2 separate regions of the Homo sapiens genome follow, and region 1 is linked to region 2. A link is a contact called in ENCODE Hi-C or POLR2A ChIA-PET data. All regions are on one chromosome and are shown on one strand. Each heading gives the region's core, a stretch centred on a gene start or an enhancer-like site at or near the end of the contact. The rest is flanking DNA. Distances are from core to core; before and after follow the strand shown. Region 1 holds the start of EPS8 (EGFR pathway substrate 8, signaling adaptor). Region 2 holds the start of LINC01489 (long intergenic non-protein coding RNA 1489).

Region 1 (6,697 bases), core at 3,224-5,723, 790 kb before region 2:
AATGAATGACCATTTCACACTCATTAAATTCTTCAAAAGACTCAAGTTCTTTTCAGATGCTTTTTACTCAAGTAACACTGGTTGGATTTTCTTCCCTTTGTGGAAAACTAATTCTTGATTATTAAAAAAGATGGAAAAGCAAAAGATTTCATCCATGGGTAAGCAAAGTTGTATATTCATTTATTTATTTTTAACTAATATAGTTTATTTTTGGTGAAAATAGAGGTTATATTTGGAAAAAATTTCCATGTTAAGAATACTTCCTATCATGCTTCAAAATTTCCATACATTTCTAATTACATATTACAAAAGAAATTAGGGCATTTTGACATTTGAAGGCTAAAGCAAATTGAGTTTGTTAATCCAAATGGGTGTAAAGAAACATAACTAACAAGAAATATAAACATCAGTTACAAAGTAAGAAGCAAGCCCAAGCACCTCCTAAAGTGAGAACAAATATAATAATCCAAGCAATTTGGTTTGTTCTTTCAACAGTGTGAAATAATAACAAGGGTGATAGCCAACCTGAAATTACTTGTCTACCAAGTTACACTTAGAAGATTTAGATCATCATAATAATAATATTCTAAGCTACAGTGTACCTTTTCTAGATTTACTCATGGATATGTTTTATGTTATATGGCTTTAAGGCTGTGAGTCTACAGAGGTATACACAGCAGTCCCTAAATTATATTCATACATCAGATTGGGGAGTGGGAGTGAACAGGGATGTTTGAAGAATTCTGACTCTTGGGTAATGTGGAGATAGCTCTTACTCCCCAGATAGAATTCAGTCATTATAATTTCTCCACATTTTCTGTATGTAGCATTTATACCCAGCTGTAGACTCTGCTCCTATATTTTGGGACAGAGTATTGCTCTGTCACCCAGGCTGGAGTGCAGTCAACTGATCTTGGCTCACTGCAACCTCTGCCTCCTGTGTTCAAGTGATTCTCATGCCTCAGCCTCCCAAGTAGCTGGGACTACAGGCGTGTGCCGCCAAGCCTGCTAATATTTGTATTTTCAGTAGAGATGGGGTTTCGCCATGTTGCCCAGGCTAATCTCCAACTCCTGTCCTCTGGTGATCGTTTGGCCTCGGCCTCCTAAAGTGCTGGGATTACAGATGTGAGCCAATGAGCCTGGCCTGCACCATATTTTGAATGCCCCATTCACTCCAGGTATCTATCTCCATTCTACATCATTCCTACATCATTTTCATCCCAAATGCCAACATATACTAATGAGATTTTCAAAAAGGAAAAACTTGTGTATAGTGATACTCTAAATAGGTAAGTTTGACATAGATTCTTAACAAAAGTATAAACCAGATTATTAACAATGGTTTTAGTGGGATCACTAATACCAGAATGGGTTAATCTGAAAACAGATCTTATTTAACTAGCTTCCTTTTTTTTTTTGAAAGAGTTTCTTGGACCAGTAGATTTGGGGATGCTAGAAACAGTAAATCTTTATTTCAGCAAAGCATCTAGAAAACCTTCATGAACTCCATGTTGGTTATGGTATGGGTGCATGGACTAAAGTGCTTGAAAAGTGTTGGTTCATAAATGACTGTTACCTTGGAGATCTATTTTGGCAGTGGGCTGTCTGAAGATACAGGGGAAAAGAAACCCCAAACCTAAGTGTTTTTTTCTGTTCTCTTATTCAACAATCAACATAGAAGACTTCTGTAAGCTCTGGTTACCAAGAAGTGTGTAAGAATTTCCCCTACCAGCAATCAACCAATCAATCCTGCAGCAGACACAAGCTGGGTGTCTTCAATTCAATTCTGAAACTATCTACCTGGAGATAATGTCAGATCCTACAGGTTGAGGGCTCAGTCCCACAAGACTACCCTGACTTCAGATGCCAAACAAAAAAGCCCCAGGTGGCTTTACTTGTGCTTCTGGCTGAACAACTAGAAATTAGGGTTCCCGTGACTCCCTCCTTGAGTTTGGTTATTTTGCTAGACCTGCTCACAGAACTCAGGGAAACATGTTTACCATTTTCTTATAAAGGATATTACAGAGGATACAGTTGAAGAGATGCATAGGGTGATTTATGCCCTCTCTGGGAGCACCGCCATCCAGGAATCTCCGTTTAGTTATTCATGTTCCCCTCTCTGGAAGTGCATGTAACCCATTCTTTTTTTTTTTTTTTTTGTGGAGGCTTTATTGCGTAGGCATGATTGATCAAGTCATGGGCCATTGGTGATCAGCTTAACCAGCCCCGGAAGTTAGAGGGTGGGGCTGAAGGTTCCAACACACTAATCATGCCTTGGTCCTTCCTATGACCAGTCCCCATCCTGAAGCTATGCTGGAGCCCCCAGCCATCAGCCAATTCATTCAAATACAAAAAGATGTTCATCACTTTGGAGATTTCAAGGATTTTAGGAGCTATATGTCTGGAAATGGGATGAAGACCAAATATATATTTTATAATATCACAGGCCTTTTTAAAGCCCGTTCTGTGTTACTGTTTCTTACTAGACGTAAATGGAGCCAAACAAGGCATACTTATTAAATTTACAAATGTTAAAAGTGATCACTAGTATTTATCTGAAATTGTGTCCTAAAACAAACACGATAAAATTTAATAAGAATAAAACAAAAATCAAGATTTAAATACATAGAAGTATAGACTATGAAAGGTGGAAGATACGGTTTAATTTAGTTGATGTGAAATAGACTTGGGTGTTCTGTTTGAATCTAGGTAGTGTGTGCTTGCATCAAAGGGGTGGCTGATCAGCAGCTGGAGAACTGGAACTCAGTTCTTGGCCCACTGTATTTGAATATTGTATTCTCAGTGCACAATTTAGAGAGGAGAATGAAAATCAAAACACATTCAAAGCAAGGTGAATAGTGTGATTATGGCAGCTCACTGCTATTTGAAAAACACTTAAAAGAGAATTTTTGAAGAAATGTATTAGATCTGTTGGTTACTTAATAGTTGCCCCTACTATTTCAAGGCTTGCAGTGTCTATAAAGAATGAGATTCATATTGTGTTGTTCCTAGGGGCAGAACCAAGACCAGTAGTATCAGGGAAGTTGATTTGATGTTCATAAATGATACAGGCTATAGTGTTAAGCAGACCTGGTTGTTAATTCTGGCGTCAGCATTGGCTTTGGCAAAAAGAAGGAAACTTCTGGGTTTCATTTTCCTAATGTGTTTAATAGGTATAATAAGGCCCATCTCATTTTAAGGACTAGGAATAATGTGTGTAAGTTGCTCAGTTCCTGGCATAGGTAAATATTCAACAAATAATCATGGTTATATGTAATGATAAAAATAGAAATTTACAACATTGGAAATGTTCAAGTGGATAGTGGTCTGGTGGAAATATTGGAGAGAGTATTCCCACTTAAAATAGGGGACTGGACTTAGCCGTTATATCGATTCCAACTTTTAGAATGGTTTGAATGTCCACCTTGGCATGTTACGTCGTTTCTCCCTGACTGTGCTTTTATTTGCTTCACAAAGCAAGCAAGTCCAATCTCTTTTAACCAAGTTTAATTTATAGGCTTTCGTGGACTTCTGGAAGTCAACTGACTTCGAAGTTAGGACAGCATGGGGGGATTGGGGGAGTAGCTATGACAATGAGGAGTTTTAAGAGTGAGAAAACACAATGTCTATGAGAACATGGACTTCTCTTTTAGAGGCTCCATGAGCTACTCAGAGAGGAGGTTATGAGGGTTGGTTAAGGTACGAGAGGCACAAAGTGAAAGAAGCCTCCACTACTTCAAACCACATCAGGGCTTTTGGCAAGAGCTACATGAAAAATAGGCTCACAGGCAGCCTGGCGAGGCGGGTCTGGGCTTGCAGGCTGGCGCTAAGGACCGGCAGTTGGGAGACTCTCAGGGACCCGATGGAGGGCCTTGGGCACCACCAGTTTACCGCATGGGTTGGAGAGACAAAAAAAGAGGAGAGCGACAAAAGGGGGAAAATAGGTCCGATGATCAGAGGAGGAAGACGAAGGCTGGCTGGTCATTAGATGCGTCTTGTTTGCCGCCAAAGGGCAGGGGTTACGAGCTGTGCAGCCAGACTGGGTGTTGCAACCCGAGCGCTCCCTCCGCCCGGGGCGTCCATCCTCGCCGGGGGCGAAGCTCTCCACACGCTCTTTGCCCCTTCCTGCGCCTCCTGGCTGCTAGTCAGTCCTGTTAGGGCACTTCTGGAAACCTGCTGTCGACTCGCTGCCTTGGTCCGACTTTGATCGCGGCCTTGATAACTTGGCGCAGCGCCCCGTCTCCTTTCCTCCGGTCCCTCTCCCGCCCACCCGGCCTCACCGGCCACTTCGCCTCAAGCGCTGGAGTCGACCAGAACTCTGCGGCTCGGCTGCCGGCAAGACCCGGATAGCGGATTTCGCTCCTGGCTGCGGGGCGCGCACTCGCCCGCCCGCCCGCTCGCTCGTTCCTCGCGCGGGCACTGGGCATGCGCGGCGCGCGGTTGGCACTGGCTGCGAGCGGGCGGGCGGCTCCAGACTTCACAGGCAGCAGCTAGCGAGGCGGTCTCGCCCGGCGCGAGGCCGGCGCTGTGCTCGCCTCGGAGATCGCTGCTCTTTAGCTGGGTGCAGAAGGCGGCTCCGCGGCTCGCGGACGACTGGCTGGGCGCGAATCAGATTGGGGGGCTTTCTCCCGGTCCCCTCCCACCTCGTCTGGGCTCGCGGCGTCTCCGGGGAAAGCCGTGGCCCCGAGGGCGGATCCGAGGTAAGAGCCCCTTGGCGAAAGGCGCCGGTCCCGGGGTCCGGCGGCTTTGACTTTCTCGATTTTAAAAATCCGCCTTTGTGTGCTGGAATCGGAGCGGTGCCAGGAGCCGCGTCCGCCTCCCTTCACTTTGACTGCTTTCAACTGGTGTTGGCAGCCAGGTGCGGTAGGGCGCTGCGGCCGGAGGCGTCCGCTCGCCGGGTCCGGGCAAGCTGTGGGGCCCGTGCAGACCCGCGCCCAGGGCTCCGGGAGGCTGGGCAGGGAGGGTTCGCCGTGGCCCAGTGATATTCATGGTAACCTGAGCTTCCGCAGATACACCTGCGCTCATCTGGTCCGTGGGGCGACTGCAGACCGAGTATCCCGATCTCGGCTTATTACGTTAGACTTGGGATTTGTGCGCTGCTCTGCCAACCCGCCTCAAATGGGGAGGGGTTCTTTTCAAAATGACCCTTTAGGGCAGGGTCCCACCCCCGTTTACCCCCTCGAATTAACATAGCTAATTGTTTCGGAATCGTTGTCAATGCCTAATGGCTGTTGACTTTCTTAGCTTGCTCCACTTTACTCACCATTTTACTTTTGGGAAGACAGACGGCCTTTCTCCGGTTGTGGTCAGTTCATGCATTTGAAAGGGGTTTCCCCACCCATGTACTCCCTGCCCTCTCCGATGTTCTCACTCTTACTTTCCTTCCTAGGACTACCTGTTTGCAAAATCTTTGCACCGACCGTTCTCCGGCAGTGTTTCTCAAATCCTCCTCCTCCCATAGGGCCCGTAGTACTGTTGGAATCTCGCGGGGGGCAGGACGCCGTGGTTAGGATTTGAAATCCGCAGACATCTAGAGCGGTGAAGGATTAGGAATTAGAATCCTCCTTTACAAAATATGTTTCAGTGAAATGTGTTACTGCTTCTCTTTTCAAGGTTTCTTGCCTTAGATAGTAAGGGGAATAGGTAAAAGAGCTAATATGTTAGGATGAGTTCAGGTAAAACTTGATTTCAGATGTGTGAAGAGTGTGACTTTTTGGCTTTGTCATTTTTGGGAAATAGGAGAGTTAGGATTCCGGGCAATCTTCTTTATATTGAAAAAGCCCCTCAAAGTAACTGTGTTGTGTATTGCCTCTAGTTTATTTTCATTGAAAGGACTCCATTCTTCCACAGCTCCTTGGGTTCTGGAAAGTGAGCACTAGTAATGGACGTCATGTGGTAGTGAGTCTATTGGAATTAAAGTCAATGTCATCCTGTCTCACCTAGTATAGATTTTTTGTTTGGGATCGCAGTTTTCTAAACATATTGCTGTAGTTCTTAAGTTGCTGGTGTGGAAAATTTTTGGTCACGAATTCACACTTTTACTTACAATTTGACAGTTAAAACAGTATAGAATTGTCACATAAAGGGTAAGGTAGAATGTATCACAAATGCAATAGTGATAATATAATGCCTTTATTGCAGAATACACAGATTGAGACTTTGTAAGATTGCACCACAAGTCATTCACTTTATAGCAGAAAAAAAAGAAGGAAAATATAATTTGCTTTTAATTCTACTATTCTGAGATAACCGCTGTTTACAAGACTTGGTGCATTCTCTTTGTAATTTTTTTCACTTCCCAATGTCATTGAATATTATATAGTAATTTCCAGTAAGTGTAATTTAACTTATACTGTTAGTAGCCCCACTCTTAATAGGGTGATGTTTCTTTTGTTTCCTGTCAGGAACCTAATGTCTAATTTTGAATATTTTGCTTGTTTGTGATCAAACTTAAAGATTTATTTTGTTTTTATTTCTAGCTTTTTCCTGCTTTCAAGGTTTTATCAATACTGATTCTTTTCAGATACCAGTTCTTTTCTATGCTATGGCATAGGCTTGCTACTCTCTACTTTGTGTTTATTACATTCCAAATCCTAGTTATTTTCTTACACTCTGTTTCACACCCTTTACCCTACTGCTTTTTATTCTTCTCTCTACTCCCTTCTTTTACATACCTCTTTTAATTCTGCAGCAGGTC
Region 2 (6,752 bases), core at 1,898-4,397:
ATTCCATCTTGCAAAGTTACAACTATACATTTTGCTAAGCTAGTGTGAGTTGGGTTTATGCCATTTGCAACAAAATAAGACAGCCAATAAAATCCCAGTAAAATGTAAAATTATAAAAGTATCCACTCAAGAGCATTTCTCTTTGCTCCTATACATCATCAGAGAAGTTATTTCTCTACCTCAGTTTATCACCTTAATCAACAACAAATATCCATTACCAACTTGACAACCACCATTTGCTTGTTTAGAGAGATTTGTTGGTAGTTGAAGCAGACAGAAATTCCTCCAGGTAGTTGTAGGCACAGAAGGCAAAGTTGAGCATATGTTTGGCAAGCCCAGAATCATGCATCCATTTCCTTAACAAATATTTGTTAAACACCAACGTGCTACTCACTGTGCCAAGTGCTGGAATGAAACAGTGAAAAGCCCCTGTCTAGTTGGAGTGACAGAAATAAGCACTTACAAAAGAGTTAGATCAGATATGTGAGGTCATCAAGATGGTACCACCGGCCCTGGAGTGAACAAACAGGGGACACCAGGGCACCAGGCATGTGCTCTGCAAGCCATCACTCTGAGACAAGTTTTGAGTGATGGTGAGAAAACAGTGGATGTGAGGGGCAGACAGATGTTAGTGTTTAGGGGACAGGCTTTGGGCCTTGAATAGACTTTGATTGGAGGCACGGCTCTACTACCCGTTAGTCTACTTAATTACATTGAACAGTTAACTCCCTAAGCTTCAATTTCTCTTATTTATAAATTAGACTCTTTATGTTAGCTATTTTAGGTAACACTGTGATAAGAATTGCACATTGTTCACAAACATATAAATATTCTATCCATGTTTGCCAAATAAAGTACCCCCAAATTACATAATTTTAGAAATACAGTAAAGAAAGCCCTGTCTTCCACTGGAAAGCTACATACAGAGGAAATGTGAAACCTAAAGTTTCAAAGACTGAAGTGACATGAAAATTAAATAAAGGAGGAACTTTTGAATGATCAATAGCTTCAGAGCTGAACCTCTAAAGGACTTCTTTAAGAATCAATACTGATACCATAACATTGATCCAAAAAGATAAGAAACGGCATCCTATCTTTTTATGAAAATGGAAAAGTCATATAAATTTAAAAGAAGCTGTGAGAACCGTGGGAGATTAGACACAGTAAAAGACACAAATCGTATTTGTCCCTCATTAATGTAAAGCAGGGGAATTGCCCTGCAGGTTTCCATGTGAGAATATGTTATGCTTTATGGTGGAAGGAGGGTAAAAAAGTCAAAACAACCAGACTTTACCCCTAGATTTAACTAAGGACTAGCTCGACCACATTCTAGTTGTGGGGCATTTAATTATGAGCTCAAGACTGGTGATCAGTGCTCTTATTATAATACCTACTCCACAAGTGTGTGAAGAATCAAGTGCCTAGCATCCTGTCTTGCGCCTCGGAGGCACTCAATAGACAGGAGTTTAAGTCATTGCTGAGAGGAAGATAAATGAACTTATGACTTCTCTGCAGGTCAAGCAACTCACTATACCGATGGCTTCAACCTTCCCACTGCATCATTTCTTCATGTTTTGCAGATCATGAGAAAATGCTGTCATTAGCCAAGTCAGATTGTCTTCTGAACCTTAGGTCAACAACTCTGCCACAGAAAGCCTGCTATGGGCATAATTGTGAAATTAAAGAGAATTTCTGCAATCTCAGATGGCACTTTCTGTCCTCCTTCTGGTCCCACCCCAGGTGTTCTTAATGAACAATCAGCTGTCGGAAAGCTGCCCTAATTCTGCCCCACAGGAAAGAACAACTTCTTAAAGTGTGGTTCTCAAACTCCATGTGTCAGCATCCCCTCAGACGCCACAGGGACAAGCGAGTGGGCTGTCGAGATTGGAACATCCTGAAAACTGCTCAAAATATTCCACATGAAAAAACAAAGAAGTATTTTACCTGTGCGGGGATAGGATTGCAGACCCACAGGAAGTTTTTCTCCACTCTATTATCACAGAAAGGGATGCTCTGAGAATTCATGAACGATTGGGGTTTCTGTTCTGCATTTTTAAAAAGAGGGAGTTTGAAAGTAAGAGAACATTAATCCGATGGAAATGTGTTAAAAATTGATAAGTAAGACTGGAGCATTTGTATTTTGTGTAAATCTCTATTTGTTTTATGTGTTTAAATACCCACCAACAGAAAAACATTTTTAAATTAAAAGAAACCCCACTATCATTTTAAATTAAATTAAAAGAAGTCCTGCAAGTTTGTGAATTGTTAAGAGCTTTGAAATATAGAATTTGCAGAAACACACATAGCTGTAGGATAAAGAACATGATCCATCAGAGTCCGGGTCAGGAAACTAGAAAGCATATTATAACAGATGGAATGTATTATAAATTAATTATAATCAGTTATAAGGAATTGGCTAAGCTAAATAGAGAAGGTAGAATAAAGGGAAGAAATTGCGGTTCCGTCCCAGGTGTTCCTAATGAGCAATCAGCTGTCTGAAAGCTGCCCTAATCAGAGAAGATGCCCGGCAGAGCCATTGTCAGACTCGGACCAGATCTCTGAGGAGAGGGCACTGCCTGGCTGCTATGGGTAACTTTGCAGAAAAAGTGTAGAAAGAAGGTGGAGACTAGAACCAGACCAATTGCTGCTGCCAAGAGAGGGCGGTTGTTGCTGGCGGATGCCGCTGCCAGGAACAGGGACTTCTCCTTCCCTCCCTCCCTTTCTAGCCTTCCAGCAAGCATCCAGTGCCTCCCTCTCAGAGAAGCCTCACAGGCAGCCAAAACTCTATTTCCTATCATCCCAGCCCCAGTGCCATAAAGCTGAGTAAGGAAAGGTGGGTTTGAAGTAGAGAGACAATAGCTTCATAAACCAGCACACTGTCTTCTTAGGAAACCCTTCAAGTAAACTGAAGTAGATTAAAAAAAAAAATCACAGCAGATGCTTCAGCTGGTAACTGCAGTTTGCAAACAAAGAACCGCACTGCTGTAACCCGAGTGGGGAAGCCTCTGCTTATGCCATAGTGATCTTTGCAACTATCCATGCACACAAATAATTTTCTCATGTATTTACTCACCCAGGAAGTATTTACTGAGTTCCTTCTATTTCTAGGCATTTCCTAGGAAGTGGAGTGGGTATAACAGTGAACAACACAGGCAAATTCCCTGTCCTTGTGGAGGTGATGTTGTAACAGGATAGGCAGACAACAAGCATGCTAAAAATAGCCGGTAGTGCTAAGTGTAAAAAGACTGAAGATATGTGGGAACAAAGGGGTATCCAATCCACTTCCTTTTCCTAATGCAACAAACACATAACATTTTAATAAAAACAACTGATTATGCTAGCTCACATGGGCTAATATTTTACATTAACTTTCTTTCATAAGCCATCATTTCATCTGTCGGTGGTTCATACTAAGCAGCCTGGCTCACATCATATCTCTTAAAACAATAAGACCCAGAACCCTAAGATTCACCACTTCTGGTGAGAGCCAAAGTACATATACATGAGCTCCAGCCCTGCACACTGAGGTGGATGAGCTTCAGGACATTCTCTTTAAGACTGTTCTTGTGTCCCAGACATAGCATGTAGGGGTCTGAAATAATCCTCAAAGAGCTTTAATGATGAACTTTGCAAGAGAAGATATTTGGGAGAAGTAGAAAACCAGAGGACATGTTTCAGAGACTGGTCCTTCTTTTCAAACTTCAGGGGAAAATCACCTACTTGTATCTTAGCGTATAGTTGGTTGCCTGAATGAAATAATTTCAAATGATGGTTATTCTAATTCTGTCATATTTTTTACTTTAGGCAAAATAAATATTACAAATGTCTTGACTCCAATTTGTTTTGCTTCTTCAAGGCACCATAACTACTGAAATATTGAGGATATAAATCAAACCTGTTGTGTACATATTTCTTGTGGTGACCTATGTTAGAAAAATAACTGAGGCTGTAGCATGCATTTACTAATCCTTCATTTAAATGCCATGCAGCAGCTGCAGATTATGTATACTGAAATGATGATCATGCTGTGGATAGAAGCTTTAATTATTTGGGGATGGGGATTTTTTAAAACCACACTTCTCAGTATGTTCCTTCTTATACCTAACATTAAAACATTTTTCACTCCTTTTCTGAAAATCTAATAATACTGGCCACTGTATGTAAATGACCTCTAAAGTGACGCATGCTTTCCCAAGTGTGGCACAATCTCTGGTTTCACATAGCTGGCTTCACTCAGTTCCATCACCTACTTGCCTTTGGAGGCATTTGAGTTTTGCAAACTCTGTACTTAGTGAATAGCTCAGAAGAGATATTAAATATGTTTAATAATCAATAAGGCATGGGCAATAAATAGGTGAGGTCCTAGAAGTCCGATGCAGTGTTAGGCATTAGCCCATTAACTTCTAATTGTGAGAAGAGGCTAAGTTGAAGGGATATGGGGGATGCCTAGGGGGATCATGACAGGAGTTATTAACCCGTCATTTAAATATCAATATCTGAACTACCTATATGGCCGTATCAACTGAATATCAGATCTAGGTGTGTATTCATTAGGTGAAGAAGTCGTGAAACTCCTTCGTGAGTTTAAAATATGAAAGATAATTTTGACATAAGGAAATATATTGAAAAAATCTGAGAGGTGAAGTGAAGAAAGAAGGGATGGTGCCTTCAGATACACAGAACTAGAGGTAGAGGAAAGAGTATGTGTGCGTGTGTGTGTGTGTGTGTGTGTGTGTGTGTGTACCAAAGCCTAAGGAAAGCCTGAAGAGATAACAAATAATATTGTTTCTGAAGGCCTGAGCTTTGAACTTTGAGCTGCTTAAGATGCTACATGTACAAAACAGCTGATTTCTCCTTTAAAATGGATAAGAAAAGCAATGATTCCCTCAACCTGGTTCATAGTCCTGAAGTAGTAATAGAAGAACTAGGACAACAGGTACCTCTATCAGATCCCTTATCCCACTTATCTGTCTCTTTCCACTGGACTAAGAGTTTCTTTCATCTTTGTTTCCCAAAACCTAAGACAGTGCCTGGCAGATAATGTGCCTTCTCTGGCTCCCTTCCAACCTCAGAATGATTCAGGCTTTCTTTGTGCCAGTTTATCTGGCTCAACTGGAAGGTCTTTAAGGGAATGGGCCATGTTTTCATTACTTAACATTGTGCATAGTGCCTGACTCAGAGTAAGGCTTAATATATTTGTTGAATAAATAAGCGAATGAATATCAATCAATGAACTACCTTGGCAAACACTTGTGAGAAAAATCTGTAAGACTAAGAATTTATTTGCTCAAAGTATGCTGCCAATTTATGAAATAATAGGGCAGACATTAGTGATTGGCTACCCAAAAGTCATTCCTGATCCCTTCATTCTTGTGGTCTTCTTGTACAGCACTTAATAAGTGCATATTACATTCCAGAGCAGATGGAGGTCCTCAGTTAGCCCTTGATTTATTGATTGGAAGGAGCAGAAACTGTCTCCAACTTCCTTTGTAAATTCCTACTCTAAAAAGTAGATGTACAATAATTTCCATTACATGAAACCAACATCATAAAGAACATGAAGGAAAGAGCATTTTGTGAGAATCGGAAAACCATATGAGCACTAATGAAATAGAACAATTTAACATCAAAAGAAAGCTGTCAAGTTGTTCAAGATGCTGGATTGGGTGCAGACATTTATGTCCTGTGCTTCCCAGAACACAATGCAATAGTTCAGAAACACACACATAAAGTCAAGAAAACAGCAGGGATGGGGGGAAGAGTAACCAGTAGAGGAGAGATTTCAATAAATCACTGCAAGACAGAAAACAGATGGGAGTACGGTGATGGACCACAGCAAAGAAGTTATAGCCTGGAATATTCCATGAGGGGGCTGAGTGGGGACTGGAATGCCATGATCTGCCAACTAGAATATTCTAGAGGGGCTCTGGGCTCAGGAGGGAGGAATTGGTCTGGAGCCTGGAAACAGGAGGATTTATTGAATATATAAACAGAGAAGAGGTATGCCAGTTAAATTCCTCTCTCTCCACCTCCCTCACTGCTTACAATTGTAAGCCATCTGGGGAATTAAGACTTCAAATGGGATGTTGGCCTACTCCAGAGTGAAGTCACCTCATTCTGACTTTTGGGGGAACCCCATCTGACAGCCACCTCCACATTTTCTCATTTTAAAGCTAAACTTGCCATTCCACAAACTCCCCCCTTGTAAACAAAGCTCCCTACCAGAATTTCCGCTTGGTGGAATAGCCTATCTGGACATCAGTACTGGACACCAGTATATCAGAGGAGATGCCTATACCAGATCCCCATCCTTCATTCTTAAATAGGAAGAGACAAACCCGAAGACGATTAGACATGTGAGAAAAACCAGCAGCATTAAGAAAAAAAGAAGATAAAAAGAAACAATGACTGGAGGAGAAAAAAAGAGAACTCAAGCACTGAGAAATATTTTACATTCATAAACTTTCTGGGTGCTAAGAAAATGGGGCAAGCAGAGAACTGTAAAGAGACTAAAAACAGGACACAAAAAAATCAATGGAATGATAGGAAAATACAGTCATAAAAATATCCCCAAATATGAGCAAAATGATAAGGAGAAATAGAACATGAGAGAAAACACAAGAGAACTAGAGAAACCATCACTTGACTTAGAATCTCAGACAGAAAAAAAAACAGAAAAAATTGGAGGAGAGGATATTATTAAAGAAACAGCAGGGGAAAAAAATCCCTAAACTGAGAAAAACAAAAGTTTT

What was found. A loop is a pair of places that touch in the nucleus more often than their neighbours do. ChIA-PET counts read pairs that join two places held with the same protein, here RNA polymerase II (POLR2A).
Region 1: a map of naive thymus-derived CD4-positive, alpha-beta T cell shows a loop between it and region 2 (4-fold over the local background). The contact joins the promoter of EPS8 here to the promoter of LINC01489 in region 2. A Hi-C loop is called at or near these places in 1 of 168 maps with a recorded cell type or tissue (naive thymus-derived CD4-positive, alpha-beta T cell). POLR2A ChIA-PET finds 5 or more read pairs at or near these places in 1 of 52 experiments (WTC11).

Annotation. Positions count from the first base shown.
Region 1 is chr12:15,787,164-15,793,860 of GRCh38, reverse strand. It overlaps EPS8 (EGFR pathway substrate 8, signaling adaptor), which reads left to right and starts at 4,473. Exons shown (of 21, transcript NM_004447.6): 1 at 4,473-4,700. RefSeq lists silencers at 4,266-4,615, 4,876-4,995, 5,326-5,405.
Region 2 is chr12:14,998,228-15,004,979 of GRCh38, reverse strand. It overlaps LINC01489 (long intergenic non-protein coding RNA 1489), which reads right to left and starts at 3,147. Exons shown (of 4, transcript NR_120466.1): 1 at 3,074-3,147; 2 at 1,945-2,045.